3 separate regions of the Homo sapiens genome follow, and regions 2 and 3 are each linked to region 1. The links are chromatin loops, found by intact Hi-C in ENCODE. Cell type or tissue: heart right ventricle. All regions are shown on one strand.

Region 1 (2,500 bases):
CAATCAGGCCAAAAAAGTACCATTACAGAGCCAAAGGAGATCATCTAATTTCATAGAATCCCTTCTTGTGAAAGTATGTTATTGGATATGCCTGATGCTGTCAAAGTGGGGTGGAGGAAGGCTGAGCAGTACTAAGAATACGGCTTTTTTTGTGGTTGTTCAAAGAAGAACTATAGCAATTCTTCCTTTCCAGTGTTTTTATAATTTGGTTTAGAATCAGCCAAGACAAAACAAGAGAAGGGCTGGAAACCTTCCCTCCAAGAAGTTGGAATCAATATATTTTCCTGAAATATTTTGTTAGTGTGGTAATTAAGATAGAGTTTCACTCAGAACTTTATGCATTTGACTATTTCCTCATTAAAAAAAAAAGGTCAGTGTGCTAATAAAGATAAATACATTCTATTTTCCTTTCAGGATTTTAATTCTCTCAACCCTATCATAGTACTCAAGAGCAAGCTTACCTGATGTCCTTACAAAATCCTGGTTCTAATGCTCTACAGCAAAATCACCTGTGCAAATATGTGTGCACACTGTGTGTGTGTGTGTGTGTGTGTGTGTGTGTGTCAGAGTGAGAGAGAATGCATTGAGCACTGGCATGTGCATCTGAAAAGTTTTAGTCTTAATTCCTCATTCTTTATTTTTGGTAGCATCATTAACATTACAAAAACAGTAAACTGGTATAGGTTTCAAACATGCAAACTTGCTAATAGTATTCTGCAGAGGGACAATTCCAGGATCAGAGAGAATACTTCTTGCTCCAAACACAATTTTACATTTTGAAATATGATTTACTTTCTGGATTGCAGCCAGGCAATTACCATTCACAAATATTTCAAGTGAGAGAGAGAAAGTGGTTGCTACTAGTCCCATAATTTGGAATTGCTGCTAACAGATTTTACATATCATCTACTTTTCTGCCATTCTCTTTCAGAAAATACAATTAAACCTTAATATTTCTGCATTTTAAGTCTTACTGTCAGCTTCGTCACTGCTTGAAACAAAAGTGTGTAAGTGGCTCCCTCTGGTGCTGCCACTAGTATTAATTTTTCTATTCGCAACCACAGATGTAACCCAGAGAAGCAGGAAAAAGTAGGTAGAAGCCCTCATAACTGGAAATGTCTCTTGGCACACAATCCCACATGGAATAATATTAGATAAGAGATGAGGGGGTTTGGAGGGCGGGGTAGGAATAGATGCTTAATATCTTCCGTGGCCTTTTTTCCTCACTTCATATACACAAAAGGAAATTGCAAAAGCTTTAAGAAAAGTCATGTTTACTAAACCCCAGCCAAAATCCCCCATTCTTGTTGCCTAATACTAATGACCTAAGAAAGTACTTAAGTACTACTTCTAATGGACCTTGACAGGGCCATCAGTCACCAGCCCAGCACTCCACTTGACCTGGGGCCTACATAGCCATGATTAGAGCAAAAGTGGGATCATAAAAAGTCTCTTCCAAGTGGCAACCGAGGGCTCCAGAACAGCACCTCTGAATGGCAGTGGTGAAGGAAGCTGGCAAAACTTCCTTCTGTGGCTGTGGTCCATAGTTCTCTCTGATGACCACTCTTTCAATGTAAGTCCTACTCACAGACAGACAATGTTTGAAATTTAGACTCCGTAAGGGAATGATCTGACTTCTAGGTCAGCCACCACAGTGTACAGTCCCAATGATTAGTTTATAGCAATCTGCAGGCTCTCTCATGCTGATCTTGCCCTCTTTTCTGCCAAAGAGGCAGCACATCTTCCCTGCTATATTTCTCTAAAGCACAGCACAGCCTCCACCACCAGCCAGAATGTTAATGCATTATCACTCTGTACACTGAGAAAACAAGTGACCATATGTAGCCTATGCCAGCGGAGCTGTAACTGTGAAGAACAATGGCTCTGAGTCAACAACAGAATTAAACTACTCCCTCTTGTGAAGCTCTTCTGAATATTTTAAGTGTTGCCTTGAAAGTGTGGGATTATGTGCAAGCATAAACATTAGCTTAATGCAATTTTTTGGTACAGAATATGCCAGAGTTTAAAAATCAGAATTGAAATGCAGAAAATAACTTTGGGATAAATTTAATTTTTTTATGTGTGATTAAAACATGATTGAAGTGGCATACTTTATGTATAATTAAAGTTGCTTTGTAATTAAGAGATTTAAACATGTATAGAAAATGATACAGCCTAGTTTGGAGATTTTACAAAGGCACCTATTAAATACTCACCCCTAGCAAGCCTATGACTCAAATGTTTTCACATTCTAATGCTGATAGAGTTCTTGAATTTTCTAAAGCTGCCAATTTCACCATTTCTAAATGCTTTATCCCTCCTTCCATGTGCTAGTGAAATAAAAGCAGCCCAATCTCCCCTGCATTAACAAAAACATGGATGTAGAACACCATATCTTAACTTCAAAAACTCCAGGTGAATAAAGAAGGACTGTCACAATTGAGGTAGCGTTTGACTCATCTTTGCCTTCTCCATTGTGCCTAGCACCATGTCCCACCCA
Region 2 (2,500 bases), 140 kb before region 1:
TGAGATACAATTTCTCATCCCCTAGAAGGGCTAAAACAAAAAAGCCAAAAAATACCAAATATTGGCAAGATAATGGAGCAATTTGAGCTCTCACACATACAGTACTTATGAGAATATATAACTTCTTCATAATAAATGAACCTAAAATTATTATGAAAAACAGTTTGAGAGATTTCTGTAGTTACACATCTACCCTAAAAACCAGAAATTCCACTCCTAGATGGTTATGGAAGAGAAATTAAAAATTCATAGCAGCTTTTTTCAAAGGAACCAAAAACTGATAATAAGCTAAATGTCCATCACCATGGGAACTGATAAATTGTGGAATACTATTCATCAATAAAAAGGAAGAAACTGGTGATAAACTCAACCTGGGTGAATCTTTCAAATCCAGAGAAGTCAAACACAATTCATTTCTACTGAAGTTCTAGAAGAAGCAAAATTAATTAAAATCAGAAGAGTAGTTTTCTGGGTTGTGCAGGTGTTACAAACTGACTGAGAAAAAAATGCACAATGGGAGGAACTTCGGGGGATGATGATATGTTTCATTTGGGGATGATGGAAATACTCTACAGTGGGTATTTTTCATTACCATACACTGGATTCTCTCTCTTACCACTGCATTCTAGAAATGATAGTAACTTAACCTTCACTGTAGATTTAGTCTGAAAATAAACATGCTTCTAAACATACAGAAAGACATGAAGAAACTTCATACAGGTGTGTTTCTCTTCTAAAGTAATTCTAAATCATCTTTAATTTTTAGTTTTGGAAACTGCTAGTACTTTATTAATTATACTATCTGGAAGCTTTATAGAATTATAATTCCCCACATAGATTTTAAAAATAAAGTGGATTCAAATATTAAAAAATTAAAATTATTTGCTGGTGTCACCATATGGTAGCAATTGAATCAACTGCTATTACAAAGATAATCAAAAATAAATGTCCAAGAATCAAACAAGTTGCAGTTCTCATAAGCCATCTTAATCAACTTATCCTTGCTCTTTCTCACTACTTCTCTTTGATGTGCGAATATCACCTATTATTCCCAGGGGGAAAATTTAGTCTCCTTTCCGATCCAAAAATCAGTGCCCTGCATATCAGCCAGCAGAGGGCTCAATGAGTAACTTTCCAAGTCTTCACAAAATAGCTAAGAGCCCTTCTGTTAGTCGGCTTTTCTAAACATATAATTTGCCTCTTAAATCTGCACAGGCTGTGTAGCTGATTATTCTTATTAGTTGTTAAACCTAACCACTACTTATGTTCACTCAAACAGTTCTCTTTTCACTTGTCACATATATTCAATTATTCACAGGCATTTGTTATTCCTTGACTGGACAAATCCTAGAATTTCAGACTTCAAAGTGACCTCTGAGGTCATTTTTCTGTAGTCTTTCAGTTCAAACCTCTTACTTATGAGGCTCTTTCAACAGAGCCCATGACAGATATTGGGTAAACCTCGGCTTGAAGAAAGGAGATAAATAGATTTCATTTGTGAGAAAAAGCATTGCACTTACACATAGTTCAATTATCTGGCACCAAAATCTCTCTTCCTGTGAATTCTATTTGTTGATCCTAGTAATTAATTCTCTCTGGGTCTATAAAGAGTAATTGCCATTCCTATTCTAGTGGACAACCCTTCATATATTTAGAACCTCTTCTTGATGTTTCCTTAGGTCTTGGGATCAGGCTTAGTAAATAATATAATTTCCTTTTTGCATCTATTCACAGGCAATTAGTTATCTTTTTATCCAGATTTATTTCTTAAGGTACTAGTTAACTATGGTGATCCCATAGTTTGGGAATTTGGATTTTCAAGGCGAATCCTCCAAGTATTTACAATTTGGAGGCATAAGGAGCTCCAAAGTCAGGAATAGCTTTGTGATCTAACGCACTGCCCCGTAAATTTTAATGTGCACTGAATTACCTGAGAATTTTACTAAAACATAGTACTTGATTTAATAGTTCTGAGCCAGGGACAGAGAGAACATATTTTTAGCAAGATTTTATGTCTCTGATCCATGGATCATATTTTGAGTAACAGGATCTAAATAGAATTTCTCATACAGATTTCAAGTTTCAAAAATATAGCATGTTTTTCCACACTACTGTGTGTTATATAAACATACAAGTATGACAAAACATTAACAGTACCACACATGTATAAACAAATGATGCTGAGACAGCCAGGTGGGAAGGGCTCCCTGGCAAAACTGCAACTGGCCTGCGTGCCCAGCTAGAGACTCAGGAAGTTCATGCCGTTTGCAGGCAGGAGGAGCCTGGCTCCTCCTCTTCCTGTGTGAAACGTGGAATTCAATCTGTGAGGTGGGAAGACTACTAGCAAGAACTCTGGCCTTGTGGAGAGTCCTTGTTACCCCCTTTTTCCTTTTTGCCCAATAAATCCCATTATTCTCACCCTTCAAATCGTCTGCAAGCCTCAAGTTTTGTGGCTGTGGATCAAGGACTCCTTTTTCAGCTAACCTAGGGAAAAGTCCTG
Region 3 (2,500 bases), 130 kb before region 1:
CCTATCAACCCATCATCTACATTAGGTATTTCTCCTAATGCTATCCCTTCCCTAGCCCCCCACCCCCTGACAGGCCCCAGTGTGTGATGTTCCCCTCCCTGTGTCCATGTGTTCTCATTGTTCAACTCCCACTTATGAGTGAAAACATGTGGTGTTTGGTTTTCCGTTCCTGTGTTAGTTTGCTGAGAATGGTGGTTTCCAGCTTCATCCATATCCCTGCAAAGAACATGAACTCCTCCTTTTTTATGGTTGCATAGTATTCCACGGTGTATATGTGCCACATTTTCTTTATCCAGTCTATCATTGATGGGCATTTGTGTTGGTTCCCAAGTCTTTGCTATTGTGAACAGTGCTGCAATAAACATACATGTGCAAGTGTCTTTATATTAGAATGATTTATAATACTTTGGGTATATAGCCAGTAATGGGATGGATGGTGGGGCCATTACCCTCAGATTTTTAAAAAAACCAATCTGTTTATCAACCTAGCATAATCTACATTCTCTCCTGACAAAGCTTTAAAGAAAGTGTATTTCCACATACTTTGTTAAAGTTGTAAGTTTTCTGAAATGTACATTTTTTTCTATTTCTGCCTTTCTGGCTTCAATTCATCTTTGATAATAAAAACTTTACCGAGGGCCAGGCATGGTGGTTCATGCCTGTAATCCCAGCACTTTGGGAGGTCTAGGTGGGTGGATCACCTGAGGTCAGCGGTTTGAGACCACCCTGACCAACACGGTGAAACCCCATCTCTACTAGAAATACAAAATTAGCCGGGTGTGGTGGCACATGCCTGTAATCCCAGCTACTTGGGAGGTTGAGGCAGGAGAATCACTTGAATCTGGGAGGCAGAGGTTGCAGTGAGCCGAAATTGCGACTTTACACTCCAGCCTGGGCGACAAGAGTGAAACTCCATCTCAAACAAAACAAAACAAAACAAACAAAAAAAACAACCACACACACACACACACAAAACTTTGCAGAGTTATCAATGACCTCCTTATAGTTAAATATAATAGACAACTTTTATCTTTTATCATATATTGATCCATCAGTATCATTTCAAATTTTTGGTTATTTACACCCTACCTCTTGCAACAATTTCTCTTCCTGGTTTTTGTGATACCTCTCCCTCCCGTTCTTTCTAATTCTAGGGACTTCTTGGTCTCCCATGTCTTTAATGTTGAGGTTCCTTAGTTTTCTCTTCTGCGCCCTTTTCCTTTTCATCCTATAGTCTCTTTCTTGATTATAACATGAACTCTGTGATTTAATTTGCCACCTATGTACTGAAAATTCCAAATCTGTATATCTAGGCCAAATCTTTTTTTAACTTATTTTTTTCCTGGTCTTTCTTATAATGGTCTTTCTTTTCATTTCTATTTGGATATCCCACAGATCATTCAAACTCAATGTATCTCAAACTTGTCTCAAGGGATTTTTTTCAAATTAAATCCTTTCCTTGTAGTCTCATTTTCAGGGAATGGAACTGGTAGCCACTATACGGCTACATAGTTGCCCAAGCTAGAATTAGGGTGCTTATTGAGTCCTTTTCCCCATTCATGATAGCCAATCAATTACTAGAACCTACCTATTTTATGACATCTACTTTTCTCTGTCATGATTGCCACATCCTTATGTCTGAAATAAATGCATAGTCTTCTTTCTGCTTTCTCTGCTGCTCTCTATAAACCATTCTCCACACAGCAGCCAGAGTAATTCACACACACACACACACACACACACACACACACGTAATATAATCTTGGTACTTTACTACTTAAAATTAAATAAGGGCTTCCTTTTTTTTCTTTTTCTTTTTGGAAGAAGGCAATGTCTTTATGATGACTTGGCATGCTATTATGCCTTACCACCTTATTCCACTATTACCCGCAATTCAACATAATACTCCAAGCACTCAGAACATTCTGTTCCTCAATTATACCACATTTCTATCCATACTTCAGAATTTTCCATAGGAGTTTTCTCTGAAACATTCATCTTTAACCTCTTAGATGCCTGGCTTCTATATATCACTTAGATTTCATCTAAGATATTATTCCCACTAAGAAGTCTTCCCTGACTTCTATCACTGCACTCAAACCTTGGTTTACTGTCATTCACCTATGTTTCATAACAAATAACATTTTGTTGAACTTATCCTGTATTACAATTCTCTCTGTACTTGTCTCTAAGCTTCATGAGTGCAAAGATTGTGTCTGTTTCTATGCCATTTTATTTCTATCTTCTACTATACTGACTAGCACAGATTTAGAGTTCAATAAACAATTTAAATTGCACATATAAATAAAAGAATCATTATCAATCCTATAGAAGTTTTATTTTTAAAAATCCAAGGTTCTTTGGTTACTGTTACAAGAATTTCACTTATAATATCTGGCTTTATTCAAGCTCTTTTAGTCGTGTTTCAGAACACAATATTAGAATACGCTTGCTATCTTCTGATAAACTTTTCACTCAGTGGACACTGTCGGAATCATCA

The links. A loop is a pair of places that touch in the nucleus more often than their neighbours do. Peaks named below come from ENCODE experiments on the same cell type or tissue, not always from the same donor. Only the 100,000 strongest peaks of a DNase experiment are listed, where the experiment ranks them.
Region 2: a loop joins it to region 1, with 15 times the contacts of the local background. A loop is called at or near these places in 50 of 110 quality-filtered maps.
Region 3: it touches region 1 in a loop (2.3-fold over the local background); 50 of 110 quality-filtered maps call a loop at or near these places.

Annotation. Positions count from the first base shown.
Region 1 is chr3:173,410,376-173,412,875 of GRCh38, reverse strand. The region is part of intron 1 of NLGN1 (neuroligin 1); the gene reads right to left. Among named protein-coding and RNA genes, the nearest start is that of NLGN1, 14 kb to the right of the region's middle. RefSeq lists an enhancer at 2,055-2,500. In heart right ventricle, a CTCF peak has its summit at 1,019 (motif pointing left); no DNase peak of the experiment used is centred here; H3K4me3 peaks cover 651 bases; H3K27ac peaks cover 725 bases.
Region 2 is chr3:173,552,473-173,554,972 of GRCh38, reverse strand. All of the region lies in intron 1 of NLGN1 (neuroligin 1), which reads right to left. Among named protein-coding and RNA genes, the nearest start is that of NLGN1, 160 kb to the right of the region's middle. In heart right ventricle, a CTCF peak has its summit at 1,114 (motif pointing right); no DNase peak of the experiment used is centred here.
Region 3 is chr3:173,543,511-173,546,010 of GRCh38, reverse strand. All of the region lies in intron 1 of NLGN1 (neuroligin 1), which reads right to left. Among named protein-coding and RNA genes, the nearest start is that of NLGN1, 150 kb to the right of the region's middle. In heart right ventricle, no CTCF peak of the experiment used is centred here; no DNase peak of the experiment used is centred here.